Regions from separate parts of the Mus musculus genome. Here region 2 is linked to region 1. Evidence: chromatin loops called from intact Hi-C (ENCODE). Cell type or tissue: gastrocnemius. All regions are shown on one strand.

Region 1 (8,000 bases):
TCAAAGTCCCAAGAAGACATGCCATTTTGTATCATCGAAAGTTTGTCTTTCCAAACAGAACTTGGTCTCCAGATGTTAGGTGTGCGGAGACTAAAACGTCCACAGACCCCAACCCACCCACCAGACGCGCTGTGGTGAGCTCTCTGTCCTACCTATAGAGTGACAGCCTGCTTTTATTTATAGCACTTGGAACCCTCCACGGTTCCTTTTCTTACTTGATCTCATTTGCATCTCAAGAAAAGAGAACGAGCTTGATTCCAATTTTACCAGTGAGGAAACTGAACCATGCCATGCCCTTCCCAAATCCCCAGGATATGAACCTATGTTTGAGATAGCGCCTTAAAAGAAGTAATTACATTAAAATGGGGTCACTGGGGTGAGCTCTAATCCAATCTGACTGGTGTCTTTATAAAGAGAGATTAGAGTACAAATGCAAACACCCAGGCAAGATCACGTGAACACAGAGCAAGGGAGTCCCGCAAAGACAAGAGGGAGGCCTGCCACAGAAGCAGCCAACCTCTCCCCACACTTTTGTCCAGAAGTTTTGGCTTTCAATATGGAGGGGGGGGGTCTCTATTTTAAGCCACCTGATCCTTGGTATTTTATTATGGTTGCTACTGCAGACTAATACAGGCTCCCAGGTTCTCAAACTTTCCTGAGGTCTCACACTTAGCAAGAGCCAGAGTGAACTTCATTTCTCAAGCCCTACACTTTGTAAAGCCTTTATGGAATAAAATGTTTTGCATATGGGAATTAATTCTGCCACATAGCTGGTGATGTACAGCGGTTCTCTCACTGACTGACTGCCATGTTGTTCGAATCCTATTTATAGCAAAATGTCTCCAGGCATGGGGGAGGATGTTCCAGAGTTCCTACCACAGAAAGCTAAGGTAAGCCTCTTTATCTGTCCTGGTTTGTCCAGGACCCAGTGTCTCAGCACCAGACAGAGAATGACAAGGATTCTTAGGAAACAAACAAAGAACCTGCCATCGTCATCGGAACCAAGGCCCGTGAGAACAGACCTCTGGCCAGCACACTGAGGCCCAGCACCCTCCCTAGGCAGCTGTTGATCTGTCGGCTGCCTCCTGGTGACTTCAGTCTGTGGTCTTTTGCTTTGCCTTGGGACATGGAACTGAAACTCGGGTGTGAGCAGGGTTTTACATGGGGAACCCGTTTCTCTCTTTCCTCCTTGCCTTGGGGTTGGAGGCTCACAGGCTCCAAACTGGGCTTAACCCCGGAAGGAATGTCCTCAAACCACAAGGAACAAGACTTCCTCTGTCACAGAAGTGGCCCCAGAATGGGTGGCTAAGGAGTCTCCTCTACATGGGCCCTGTCACTCCCTCTGCCTACAGGGCTCTAGCTACATTTGTCCCTCCTGAAAGTGGGTTGGGGCAGGGAATGCAGGCTGACTTTCCCAGCAGGCGGACATCTCACTATCTGGCTAAGATAGTAACTGTTGAAAGTGACAGTGACATAGTCCATACTCACAGACGCAGCAACACACTCACTTTTGGTTCTGGAGCCAGGCGCTGCCTAAGGTCTACCGGACATAATGACATTGCATCCTGCCTGGCTCGAGGGCCAAAAGCTAAGGGTTCTGAGAACTCGTGTTCTTGCTCATTAATTTAGATAATGGGTTGGATTCATGAGAAGTCTGGGTTGCCATTTTCTTATTAACATCTTTGTAGCTCTCAGGAAGGTCATTAGATCCATATCAACAAACACATACACTTGGCAGTGGTGCCAATATACCAATAAAAGCCAATTCCCAATCTGTGATCTCCATGCCAAGTGGTGGAGTTGGATCCTTGCCTGGGCTATGGCACGGTAACTCTGGAGTTGTGGGAATCTTAGACATGGCCTATTGGGGGTGCCAGGAGCAGCCACCGCCCCCCCCCCCCCCTTATAGTGACTCGTGCAATGTCACACTTAGGATCGTCATCAAGCATCACAGCGAGGTGCAGGAATGGGAGGCAACTGCCCATCTTCACGATTCCCACAGAACAACTGCTCTGACTGCCAGTGCCACACAGCCGAGCGCGTGTTTCCACTTGCTGCAAGTCTCTAGTTACCTCTTAGGGAGGTGATGGCAGTGTTGGTGTTGGAACCAAGGGCCTCGACAACTGTGCTCAGAAATCTCCCTACCATTGAGTGTGATGCCTTTTGAACCCCATCCCACCAAACTTATCATCAAAGCTCCAGCAATGTTTCCAGCTATACACGGATGGAAATAGCTTCCGGAGGAAGAGTCCCCCAGATTCCAAGTCAGAAACGCATCTGGAAGAGAGGGAGCAACCCAGAGCTGCTTTCCCTCTGGCTCAGCGGATCTTAGGGACCTCACGGGTGCAGAAGGGAGGCGCTGGGAGGCCAGCAGTCGCCCACGAAGAGATCTGCTCCCGGGAAAGTCCTCAAAGCCAGGTGAAGTGTAGCATCCTGAAGGAAAAAAGGAGGGCTGAGCAGTGGGCCACTCCGCGGGAATCAAAGGCGGGGGCGGGGGAGAGGGTGTGGTGGGCCGCTGACAGAAAGAAGTGGCTGGCTGCAGGCTCCAAAGGGGACCTGTTCCCAGCTTGCCACTTGGATGGCACCTTTCAAAGCCCCACGGAGATACCAGGACAAAGGGATGAGAAGCTCCGCAGTGAGGGTGCGGCTCCTCCCCGCCTTTGAGCTCAGCGCAGCCCCGGAGCCGCCCTTGGCCGCTCTATGCTCCCTCCCTGGTGTCCTTTGATCCACCAGCTGCTCCAGCGGCCCTTTCGAGGAAGCCAGAGGAGGGGCGCCCAACTCCCCACTAGAGGGGAGGTAGAATTTCTTTGAAATGGAACAACCACGATCCTGTTGGCTTAATAGGAAGCTATCCACTGCAGACAAAGTTGGGTTTGCTTCCCATTTCCCCCTACCAAACCAAGATACTTCTTGGTCTTTTGCAAGAAAGCTCCCTTCAGTGAGGTGACTCTCATTCACAGAGAGGCTGGGTGGTTGGAAAACGTTCTTGTTAGGGGGTGAGAATGTAGCGCCTGCCCAGACAGGACAGTTCTCAGGCATGGCGTGAGAAGCCTCCTTGCTGTGTTCCTTCACACTGCCTTAAAGTTTATGAATCCTCCGCAGACCACACCTTGCTCTCCTGGCTGGTTCTGCTGTCACATTAAAACAGCTGTTTACAGACTGCTTGATCATTCCCACCCTGAACTCTTCCTGGACAGGAGAGAGCTACTCTAGAGTTTAGATGTTTAAAACAAAAACCCTTCCAGCTAGGCTCACAGCCTTATCTTCCAAACAACAGAAAGTAGAGCCTTTAGTAACACCATTCAGATTCAAGACCAGCTTCTCAGATTTCAGAGTGCCAGCAACTCTGTTTAATGTCCCAAAAGAACGATTTCTGAGCTTAAGAAATTACAGACCGAGAGAGCAGCAGAGTCGCTTGATGGAGTCGGAAGGTTGAGACCTAGGTCTGGCCAGGGTGAGGCAGAAAGATGATGTCACAGTGGTTCAGGCAAAGCGCCCGTAAGCACGTTGTCCTTTCTTCCAAATGTCTACCCTTGAGAGTAGGAAGTAAACTTTTCAAAGACGCTCTTGATGTTTTCTGGGTTAGAGTTTGGGCGAGAGTGAAGCCACACTCTAACACACTGTGTTGGGCTAGTGCCTGCCACTGAGACTGCTCTAAGGCTGTCTGTCACCTGACGCTGGAAGGCAAGAAGTACAGCTCACATTTCAGATACCTGAGGATCCTGAAGACGACAGCCAGGTTGATAAGCCTGGAGAGGGACACTCCCAGGGCAGGGTGGTGACAGCTGGTTGTTTGGTAACATTCCTCTGCCATCTAGTGGCACCAGCCTACACTTCCCTCTCAGATGAACTTCTTGGCGCTCCCACACTCCGACGGGAGTTTTTATTTCTTTCGTTCAAACTGAGTTTTTTAAATCAGCCATCTTAAGGGTCAGTGAGACGGTTCAGGAAGTGAGGGTGTTTCTCACCAAGTTGGAGCCTTAAGAGCCATTTGGCAGAAGGAATGTATCTATCTATCTACTCCCACAAGTGGTCTTTTGGCCTCCAAACACACTCAATGGCAACTGTGTGCATTTGCACATTAATGAAAAATCCATCTCAAGAGGTCCATCAGAGAAAAAGGCCCACTCCGCAGAACTGACTTTGAATCTGTGCCATGATGCCGGCCAGCCACTTCACCATGGGGATGCAGCCTGGTAATCTGTGACACGCGACAACTTGTTTCCTCCTACGAGTGTGCTTCCTAGTACAGAAGCCATCCACAGATGTAAAAAGCGTCCTTGCGGTCTCTATCCCTGGAAACAGGACTCCATGCTGTGTCTTCTCTATGTCTTGCTCTCTGAATTGTTTGAGGAGGTAGCAAAGACTTCAAGTTCATCATGCTGTTCTCCTGACTACAGCCTTCTGTCCTGCCTGAAGCCTTGTGCTGCCCTCAGGCCTCTGAGAGCCCTGTTCTAACTCTGGTGCTCTGAAGTCTGTGTTGACAACAGCAAACGTTTATTCAACACTACAAGATGCTCTCACTGCATCCAGATGCCACGGTAAAGATCCTCAGATAACTCCTTGGAGTGTATCTCCTATCGACAGCTTCTGCACACAAGGAGAATGACACAAGGTCAAACCGGTGACAGAAGCGAGACTTATGCTCAGGCAGATGCTAATATATACATTCTTAGCCATTTGGCCACTGCTTTGTTCATATTCCTCTGGTGCAATTTTAACTAACTTGTCTAATTTTTCAGGTGATCACAAGTCCAGCCGTGGGCTGGGGCTGCTTCTCAGTGGCAGAGCACGAGTATGTCTAAGGCCCTGGGTTTGACCCTCAGCAGTACAAAAGAACAAAAATTTAAAATAGGGCTGGGGTGAAGGTAGGCAGAAATGTTTGCCTTGAAAGTATGAGGACCTGCAGTTGGATCATCAGAAGCCATGTAAACTGGCTGCACAGTGCAAGGACCTGTCATTCCAAGCATGTGTCATGGTTGGGGTGGTCATAAGCCATATCATGGGACCCCACTATACTGCTTTACTAAGTGAATATGCTGTCAAACTGTCTTCTAAATATTTATGGCTATACCCATAGAGCGGTGCTGCTCTCTACTTTGGTCAGAGAAGCTTCTTTTTGCAGTGGGCAGCAGTCAATGCAGAGACTCAAAACTGGTCAAAACGTTGAGAATAAATGTTGAGTGCAGAGCTAGAAATGGGACAGTGTATCACCTCCACAAGGGGACAGTGTATCACCTCCACAAGGGGACAGTGTTTCACCTTCACAAGGGGACAGTGTATCACCTCCACAAGGGGACAGTGTATCGCCTCCTCAAGGGGACAGTGTATCGCCTCCACAAGGGGACAGTGTATCACCTCCACAAGGGGACAGTGTATCACCTCCACAAGGGGACAGTGTATCGCCTCCTCAAGGGGACAGTGTATCACCTCCACAAGGGGACAGTGTATCGCCTCCACAAGGGGACAGTGTATCGCCTCCACAAGGGGACAGTGTATCGCCTCCACAAGGGGACAGTGTATCACCTCCACAATAATAAGGAACACCAAGGGAAGGGGAATGGGAAGATGATCTAGAGGACAGGAGTGGTGCTGGCAAATGCTGTGTTCTGGAAATGGCGTGGCTATTGTACTCCTGCACTCACAGAAGTCATAGTTACCTGTGGAAGACCTACAGAAGATCAAGCCAGGCAGCAATTCCAGCATGGGTGGAAATGGGTTCACGAGTCTCCAAGCCCAGTTAAGGAGCTAAGGACAGCTGCTGGGGGAGGAGTTGTCATTTTTCTTTTTGAGTATGGCTACATGTGCACTCGTGCACTCAAGCAGCAGTAGCTGGATCCAGTGGGTTCTTAGAAAAGGAGAGGAGAAGAAGAGAGAGAGAAGAAGAAAAAGGAGGAAGACATAAATGTACTGAGGTGTGTGCTGGGGTCATCCAGGAGTAGTAGGAGGGCGGAGCTAGGGTTGATAGATCAAGATAACTTGTATATACAGATGAATTTTTTAAAAGATTTATTTTATGTATATGAGTACACTGCTGTTCTCTTCAGACACACCAGAAGAGGGCATCAGATCCCATTACAGATGTTTGTGAGCCATCATGTGGTTGCTGGGAATTGAACTCAGGACCTCTGGAAGTGCAGTCAGTGCTCTTAACCACTGAGCCATCTCTCCACATATTAAATTATTAAGAAATTAAAAATACCCTGTGATAGGGCCTGAGAGATGACTTGACAGTTAAGAATACTTGCTGCCTTCCACAGGACACAAATCCAGTTCCCAGTACTCACTTCTGATGGCTTGAAACCATATGTAACTGCAGTTCCAACATGTCTCATGCTGGCTTCCATGGGTGTCTACACATGTGGCACACACACATACACATACCACACACAATGCTTTTCTAATCTTTAAAAAAAAGTAGATATCCAGGCTTATTGCAATTTCATAATGCCAAGATGTCTCGGCATTGGAGGAGAAGCCGGGAGTGAGTTACACATGGGACTAAGTGCATGTTCTGACCAACAAAACATTTTGGTTAAGACTTCCCAGAAAGGCTCTGTGAATGGGTCTGTTAATGGTAGCTGGTATAGCAGAAGTGACAAGCCCTGGTCCAAGGTCAAACACAGAGCCCATGAATACAATCAAGTCCATTAGTAAACAGTAAAAAAGTCGGTTTTTGACAAACTCCTCCAACACAGAAACAAACACTGAGTCCCCAAGCTAAACTTGATAGCATAAAAACATATTCGTATTTAGAGTTTCAAGTGTGCACAGAGCTGTAGAGCTGTCTATTGTTTGGCTTGAATTGAAACCCTTTAGTTCCATGGCTTCTGCTTCTTAAAGCCACTTGAAGTTTCAAAGACAACCCTGCTACCTGCTCTTGCCCCAGCCTGCCTCGAGTCACTTTCCATTCTTTTCACTAAGGAAAGTGTGTCTTCCCAGGGAAGGGCCATGAGAATGGCTGAAATTACCACCACGGCAGGGGATTGTATGCTCACTTCTCTTGAGGTTGCTTAAAGGCTTTCTGCGACTTCCTCTCTTCATGGGACAATGAGGCAGTAATTGGTTACACCCATACATTATTTTTCTACTTAAATATTTCTTTATATCTTTTATTCAACTTTCACAGATGTTTGACTCATACCAACTACTTGGATTAGAAGAAATGTCACCAACTACACTTGGCCTTGAAATCCTGGGCCTACATGGACAATCTCATCTTTTGTTATTAGCATGTATTAATTTTATCTAGTAACGGGCTCTTTTATGACATCCATACATGCCCATGATGCATTTCACTGTGTTCATGCAGATTCCTGCCTCTCTTCTACTCTAGTCTCAACCAGACGTTCCCCTTCTAGGTTTGTGTCTTTGTGTGTCACCTTCTGAGTTTCACTGGGGTCCTGTACAAGTGCAGGCAACCTTACCAGAGGCTGCATCACCAATACAAAGTCTCCTCCCTTGTCAATCTCTACCTGGGTAAACTCAGGGTGGGTGTGGCACCATGAGCTTGCCTCCTTCCTTGGCAGTGTGGGTGGGCCCAACCTCAGGCAGATCTTGTCTGTAAAGGTACCGTCTTTACTTTAATAGGTAATGGAATTTAAACATGAGAAACTAACTCTTTCCCGCTCAATGAACAAGGAAGCTCAGCATTCACATTGGCTTGAGCTACGAAAATATGCATCTTTGGAATTGTAGCAAAATCTCTAAGGGAACTTTTCATTACAGGAAACAGGATTTTTAAAAATACAAAAATATATCCCTAAGATTAAAAACTATATATAAAAGACTCTTGGAGACAGTAGTTTTTGGTTTTGCTTTTGATGCACACATCTAAGCTCTTCCTTCTTTCAGCTCAAGTGCAGCCGATATCACAGGGCAGCCCACGGCCAGGACAGGGTTTGTCATTGCGGAGCCAGTGTCCACTCCCATAACCTGCTTGCTGAAAAACTGGCAAGCAGCAGGAAGCATTCCTACCACACTGGCAAGAAACGTGTGTC
Region 2 (8,000 bases), 190 kb before region 1:
CTGTGCTTTGGGTGACACATCACTGCTTTTCCCTGGAGGCACAGGCGGCTTTATGAGAGCCTTCAGGATGGTGGAAACCAGTGTTTACACTGCAGATTTCACAGGGGTCAGCAGGAGGGTGCTGGTCAGCTTTTTTCAAAGCTGGACTGGGCGTTTTTCAAATCTCTTTTATTGAATTTATTCCTTTTTTTTTTTTTAAAGAAATCTTTGTTGGTAATTATACTTTACCTTTGAAGAACTTCTCAGACATTAGTGGGAGTGAGCCAGTTTCTCACCTGGGAGTAGGAAGCTGCAGTTCCATCCGAGCATCTCAAGTCATGTCACAGAGACTTTAGTAGTCATGAAAGCTTTAGGCCTTAGCTGGCTACCTCTCAGCTAGCTTGTATAATTGAAATTAACCTGCTTATATTAATCTGCATTCTGTCACGTGGCCTGTTACCTCTCCTTCAGTCTCAGCACCTCTGCCTTTGTCCATGTCTGGCTGGCAAATCCCCTGTGCGGATTCTTTCCCAGAGTTCCTATCTCTGCCCAGAACTCCTACCCATCCTCTCCTACTTAGCTATTGGCTGTTCAACTCTTTACTGAACCAATCAGAAGGTGTCTTAGGTAGGAGAGGAAGGACAGAGTGTGTGTGTGTGTGTGTGTGTGTGTGTGTGTGTGTGAGTGTGAGTATTGCTTTTGTTCCACAAGGTAGGACCTTCATGTGGTGCTGTATAGAGGTAATGGTAGGTCTTTTATCTCATTTCTGTTGGCAGGAGCATGTTATGTTTATACTGTTTCATCATTAAATATGATGGTTGCTATCAATTACCTTGAAAGTGTTCCTTATCAAATTCATAAATAGGTTATCTGTGGGTCTTAGTTTGCTCAGTTTTTATGATTAGAAACATTAAGAAGCCCTGAAAGGCTGCATTTTCATATGTAACTCGAGAATTCTCAGCCCTGTTAGATTCCAAGCCCAACCCCATTGTAAATTATCTGAAAAATCAAAGTAAAATCCACAGAAATATAATCCAGTTACACTTAGATATCTTTAAAATATGAAAAATAAATAGAAGTAATTAGTAATAAAATAAGGGTTCGTTCTGGGATGACCTTGGTACTGTCTCTCTCACGAGCAGAGCTGATTTTGGTGAGGTTTGCTCCCCTCGGTGGTGATTTTGGAGGATAATGGTACAGGTTTGCCATGCTGGGTAGGGAAGCAAGAGTCTGAACAGAGCTACAAGCTGGGGACTGCCAGTGCGAGTCCTAGGAGAAGGGAGAGGGAGCATTCTTGGTGTAGGAACTGAGAGCCTGCAGGTACTGTCTAGGACCCAGCACTCACCAGTACTGTGTGGTGCTTAGCTTCCCAAGCCTGGACTCATCCCCTTGGCTATCTTTAAGGCTGGACAGTCAGCCTCACTTGGCAGGTGAAGAAACTGCAGCCAGGATTCAGACCCTGAACTATTTGGCTCCTCGATCATAGAAAGGATGCTTTGAGTCCTCTTGTGTCAAAGGCCATCATCACACCAGGTGCTTAATTTAATTCCATTGAGAGCAAATTAGGAGAGCCTAGTAGTGGGCTTCAAACTGTAATTGTCTACAGTTCTCTGTGTATTAGTCTAAACACGTTATGGGATAAATATAGGCTTTGGAATATCGTGAGTGGGAAACATTCCAGACGTTGTAAAAGTACGACCCATTCGTGCCTTTGTTTATTTCGCTTACTGAAGCTTTTCTGTTACTCTGTTGTTCATTTCCTTGGTTAATAATACCTTTATCTAATCAGGAACTTGAACTCATTCCCATGGTTTGATATGATCATCGTAGGTTGTTTCTGTTGAACTGGCATGTACTGGGTCCTAGACAGTACCTTTATAATCTTCGATTTGTGATGGTTTTAACACAAGTAAGCAGTTGTAAACATTGTGCATTGTGGATACTGTGTGTTGTAGTACAGTAGTAGTCAGTGCTTATTATCGAATTAACAAACGTGAGGGAGACATTGTGTCCTACTCTTTACCCTCAGTGCCATCTGCTCCAGGCTGTTGAGTTTGTAGATCTATTATGCTTGCCTAATGCAACATGCTCTAAAGGTAAGATCCAGATTCATGAAATAATGATCATGGCTGACATTTGAGTACTGCTGCCTGTAAGCAGTTCTCATCTGAATGTCATTATATCTGAAATAATGGAATATTTTATTAGCTTAGATGACATAGTCATTTTAGCAGTCCCAGAGAGTAGCCCTAGAATAACTGATGAAGTGATGTGTGTTAAAAATTAATTGTGCAGGCCTTTTGATCTCCTTTTAAAGTGATAAAGCAGAGACTGAGTCCCCAGAACATGGGCAGCAGAATCCCCGTTGGTAGCACTTACATCTGCAGGCACGGTTGTGTGAAGGAAGCACACTGAGGTACTTCCTGCTGCAGAGCAGTTGAGAACAGAGAGCGGATCAGCACACCATGACTGAGGCGTTGTTGCTCTCAGCCTGGCTTGGGCCCAGAGTTCAGTTCCTTCCTTTGCTGGCTAGTTGACCTGGCATGCTAGCTTCCCTGTGCTTGGGCACTCATCTGGAGTGGGACTTGCTAACAGTACCTATCTCAGGGGCCTTTCCAAAGTCGGGAATGGGTTTTGGAAAGCGCTCAGAGATATAGTATCCTTGATAACTTGAGAACCGTCATCATTGTACGTTGTTTCTGTTGTTACTAAATTAAAAGACATCTGAAACTTATTACTAATTAGGAACGAATACCCTTCTCATCACAAAATACTTGAAATTTAAAAAATTACAAATAAAATAATTCTGTAAGATAATGTCTTACCAGACTACTTTAGTTAAAGCGTCTCAGTTACTTCAGAGTGCCTCCTAATTAAATATGTTAACAGAATAAATCTGAGGAGCAGAGCTTTTCCCCTTATAATAAGTGTGACATCATTCAGATTTAGACAAAAATAAGATGGTAAAATTCATGGTAGTAAACAGCATATTATAATATACTGTACCCTTGGTCTGCTAAACTCCTTGAAGGATTTTAAACCAGGCCCGAGAGGTGGCTCATTTGCTGAAGGGCTTGCCGTGCAGCATGAGGATCTGAACTCAGTCTTGAGCACCCACATAAAAAGCTCGGCCTGCCTCAGAGCCCTGGGGGCTGAGATGGAGGATCCTTGGACTTTCCCAGTAGCCAGCCAGTCCAGCCAGATCAGTGAACTCTAGGTACACAGAGAACCTGTCTAGTAAGTACATAAAGCAGAGCCTGACTGAAGGAGACACAACATTGACCTCCAGCCTCCACACACACATGTGCACACTCCTACAGACACAACCCCGTAAGTATTAGAGGCTACTAGATAGTGCATTTGCAAATGACTGATCTACTTTGTGTCTGAATATCAAATCCCATGCCTTTGGTAATAAAAAGACACATTCCTTTAGCTTCTTTTTATTGTTATTTTGTTTTAACACAGGGTCTCTACTTTGTAACCCAGGCTGGCCTGGAACTTGCTATGTAGTCTAACAGGCTTCCAACTTGGGCTTCTCCTGCCTCTGCCTCTGCCTCTCTGCCTCTCTCTGCCTCTCTCTGCCTCTCTGCCCCTCTGCCCCTCTGCCCCTCTGCCCCTCTGCCCCTCTGCCTCTGCAGTACAGGAATGGGCCACCACACTCCTCTGAAATCTGCCTCTTAGCCTCTGGGACTACAGGAGTATGCTTCCACACTGCTCTTAAAAGCATCACTTCTTTTGTGGAAATTGCCAGAGTTTTCTTAGAGAATATCAGCCCATTTTTGTGTCACATAAAAAATGTTTTAATCGGTGTTTAAAAACATTGTTTCCAGAGATGCAGATTGACATACTGCTATTAAGAATGTGTGGATTTGGTTTAAGGAAATGGAAATGCTAATTGATTTAATTTTGTCATTGCACATTGTAAACATGTATTGAATTATCACCCTGTACTGCATTTAATTAAAAAAAATATGACAGCTTTGGGTTCTCATGAAACTGTTGCAGGTGAGGTGGAAGGTTTCTAGTAACACATCTTCCCTGAGGAACCGTGTTCTGAAACAGCTGATTTATAAAAACTAGTATCATCTATGGATTTCAATTCCTAAAAAGTATCATAGTAACCAGATATGTATATAATACATGCTACTTATTTTCATAAAGGTTCAGAGGTCCAAAGAAATGACATCCTGTGGATAGCCATGGCAGGGACTCATCAGATATGGGCACTCCTCCTAGACTCTGGCACACTGCCAAAGAAAAGGTAAGTGGCTGTGTCCTGGGACAGCCGTCCTCCTTAGTCCCCAGCTTCCCTGCCCAGGTCACCGTGCCAGGGTGCGCACACTCAGCCACATGGCCCAACAGGCTTCTTGCTCTCTCGAGTGGCTTCACTGGGGAGCATTGGTCTGCTCCCCAGGCCGAGGAGGCAGCTGCTGTCAGGAGCTCTGCCAGCCCTTCTGGCAGAGATAGAGAGGAGGAGGTGGTGAGTCACTAGCTGGTTCTCAAAGCTGCTGCTCAGAGGTGACATAACGTCACTTCCACTTGTATTTCATCAGCCTTAGTTAAGCCTGTGGCTGCATCTAATTTCTAAGAGCCTGGGAGGAGCCATTCTTCTGAGTGCCTAGAGAGAGAACCAGAAATGTTAGGTGGGGCTTTAATCCTTCACAACATAAACACAGTTCCTGTGTCTGCAGTCACTCCTTCAGGTGCTTCAGAGTGCTGCATGGCAGTCCTAGCTCTCCTTACTGTGGAAGCACAGGAGAGTGAGTGAGCCCCTTTACCTCTGTCATTTTCCATCATTGTATGTGTTTGTGTCACCTAGGGGATTGCTGTGTGAAGAGTTAGGATAGCATTGGCACCAGGCGGGCACGTGAGTGTGGGGAGCAGTACTTCTCCTGACTCCCCCTCCTCCCTCAGCCTCAGGCGGGGCTGGCTGCACTCCCCTTTGCTCCTCTCTTCTCTGTCTCTTGGCTCATGCCTGATTATAACTGTTTCTTCCTACTAGACTACCTCTTAAAGAAATGAGCCTGGTTCCATTTACTCAGTGTACTCGGCCCTGTGCTGTATCTGTTAGATAACAGCCCAGTAAGAGCCTATATGTAGAATAAGTAAGTGACTGAAAGTCTGTCCTGTGCCTGCGGAAGGCACTGAGCCAGGCCACTGGAGCTGCACACTGGCTTGCCCATTTGCGGTCTCACAAACCTAGGACCACTTGTTCAGGGTGGTACCACCCAAAGTGGGCGGGGCCCTTTCATGTCAATCATCAGTGACCACAAGTTTGTCCACAGGTCAGTCTGATGGACACATTCTCTGTTGACGTTCCCTCTTCTCAGACGACTCCAGTTTGTGTCAAGTTGACCAAAAGCTGACCAGAACACAGTCACAGACCACAAAGTTGTTATGTAGTAATAGGAAGTAGGTACAAGCTTACAAGCTATCACAATTATCTTTGGTTGCTTTTAGCTTTTTATGCAGTATTTCTCTGTGTAGCTCTGGCTATCCTAGAATTCACTCTGTACTCTAGACTAGCGTCAAGCTCAGATCCACCTGCCTCTACCTCCTGAGTGCTGAAATTAAAAGTGTGCACCATCACCGCCCAGCCCACTACACTCATCTTTATTTGTAGAAAGGGACAGCTGTCTAGCAAGTTCAAGACCTCCGGTGTCCAGGCACAGGTGTGGAACGCAGCTGTGTAGTGGTTTATGACAGTCACGCATCTGAAACAGCAGTTCTCAATCTGTGGGCTGTGATCCCTTTGAGACTGAATGACCCTTCATAGGGGTCACCTAAGACCATCAGAAAACACAGATATTTTCATTATGATTTACCTTAGTAATAATTACAGTTATAAAATAACAACAAAAATAAGTATATGGTTGGGAGTCACCACAACGTGAAGAACTGTATTCAAGGGTCGCAGCATTAGGGAGGTTGAGGACCACTGACATAAAATGTTCGTTGGTTCCTTTCACTAGGCACTGTGTTGGACACTAGGGATGCAGTTAGATGACCTCTGTGTTAGAAGTAAAAGGAAGACATGCCCATCCTCAGAAGAATCAGATCGGCAAACAGTGACAGTAGAGAGTGCTTGTGTCAGCAGCATCTGCGCTCCTTCATGCCGAGATCCTTAGCCAAGGGATTTGAAGTGTCATGGAGGACTTCTGTAGAGAGGTCTTCCAAGCTGAGCTGATGCTGCTGGTGTCAGTAACATCAGGTCTTGCCACACCTTGAGTCCTTTTAAGAGATCTGGACATTCCAAATGTTGTTATAGAAAGTTTTAATCTAGGAGTGAACTGATTTGATGTGTTCTTGGAAGAACCCTTCCAGCACTTAGAGTGGAGCAAGACCATTCAGGACACTCTAGCTGTCATCTAGGCAAGAGGCAGTAGTGACGTGAGCAGTTGGGTTACCAGTGGTGCATGAGGTGTGAGTACAGCAGCAGCCACAGGTCACAGCAGCTGGGATGTCCTGGCAGGGCTGCCTAAGTCTCCTTGTCAGAAGGCTCGTCGATATTTATAGTAGGAAAATGATTGCTCAAGTTACATCAGTCTGCATTTTAATTTTGTGGGTGCATTGCTACAAAGATAGTGTCTAATACAGACTTGCAGGCAGTGCTGGCCCCTAGTGCTTAGTGTCAGCTCACTGTTGCACCTCTCCTTCCCACGGGACTCTTCTCTGACGTGCTTAGACCTCTTCCCTCGCAGTAAGTGTTGCACGTGCTTCAGCAGTGTGTTACTCATCCTGTGTCCTCGCCCTTACCCGCCTTTGTGCCCCGTAGCAGTCGCGGGTGCTACTCGCACTGGACCTCTGTGTGGTGTGCCAGTGCAAGGCGGTGATCTCATGGCCTCGCCCTCTCCCTCTCTCTTGGCGCCTTGTCTTCCTTATAATCATTTTGGCATAAATTTAAAAATCAAGGTGTCAACTTCTCTGTGTTACAAAAGAAATTAGTAGGGGTCCTTTTCAGCATCTTGAGACAGAGCCCTCTGCAGTTGCAGTTGCAGCTGCCCAGAACTTGTTACAGTTGTGTGCCGCTCTGTGCTGCAGTACTTCAGGGAGGTGTTTCCTGGTGCATGTAAAAATGGGTCTTGTATAACTATTCATTTAATGCGGTCACTACGTCATTTCCTTAAAATGTTCATACTGAGAGACCTGGCTTCCTTCAATCTGCTCACTGCTTTATAGAAGACATAGACATTTTAAACGACCAAAACTAGATATTCTCTTTATTAGTAGTTCTCTTCTAGAACCTGATATTGTATGAAAGTAAGAAGTTAAAATGAGAATAAAATCATCTCATTATTATCTCATAATCTGATCATTATTGTAGTAACGTCAGGGATTTCTTACCGGGTATTAGAAAGTGATTTCAGTAGTTGGTTATTATGCTAAAGAGAAGAGAGGGCCCCCTACTTAGTAGCTCTCTCTCACCAAGAGAGAGCCTGGACAGCCGCAGCAGTGGGCAGGCAGTCCGTCACTGGTTCTGTGGATCTGTGTAACTGCTGTCATAGTCAAGTTGGTTATTTATGCCCCTTTAGTGACTCATGAACTCACCTATGAGCTTGTCTTTCAGTGACCTAAAAAAAGGAACCTGCATTCGTTTTGCTGGAAGTGGAAATGAAGAGAACCGAAACAACGCATATCCTCACAAGGCAGGCTTTGCCCAGCCGTCAGGCCTCGCTCTCGCCTCAGAAGAGCCCTGGAGCTGCCTCTTTGTGGCTGACAGTGAGAGCAGCACCGTGCGGACCGTCTCGCTGAGAGACGGAGCTGTGAAGCACCTCGTAGGCGGAGAGCGAGACCCCATGGTAAAGAACCTGTCTGTGCGCACATCCCTGAGTGAGCCATCCATGGAGTGCAGGGGTTCATTTCTGGCCTGTCTGTAATAACATGCAGTCAAAGCAGAGAGAGTGTGGCTATAAATACAGAGCTGGGCAGTGGTGGCGCATGACTTTAATCCCAGCACTTGGGAGGCAGAGGCAGGCAGATTTCTGAGTCCGAGGCCAGCCTGGTCTACAGAGAGAGTT

The links. Hi-C counts contacts between places; a loop is a spot of excess contacts. Peaks named below come from ENCODE experiments on the same cell type or tissue, not always from the same donor. Only the 100,000 strongest peaks of a DNase experiment are listed, where the experiment ranks them.
Region 2: it touches region 1 in a loop (2.4-fold over the local background); 1 of 42 quality-filtered maps calls a loop at or near these places.

The regions. Positions count from the first base shown.
Region 1 is chr19:56,773,404-56,781,403 of GRCm38, forward strand. No RefSeq gene overlaps it. Among named protein-coding and RNA genes, the nearest start is that of Gm32718, 34 kb to the left of the region's middle. In gastrocnemius, a CTCF peak has its summit at 3,821 (motif pointing left); DNase peaks (open chromatin) are centred at 1,842, 2,009, 2,588, 3,796 and 1 more place; H3K4me3 peaks cover 1,780 bases; H3K27ac peaks cover 385 bases.
Region 2 is chr19:56,584,027-56,592,026 of GRCm38, forward strand. It overlaps Nhlrc2 (NHL repeat containing 2), which reads left to right. Exons shown (of 11, transcript NM_025811.3): 6 at 4,144-4,243; 7 at 7,550-7,781. Among named protein-coding and RNA genes, the nearest start is that of Nhlrc2, 40 kb to the left of the region's middle. In gastrocnemius, no CTCF peak of the experiment used is centred here; a DNase peak (open chromatin) is centred at 4,356; H3K27ac peaks cover 944 bases.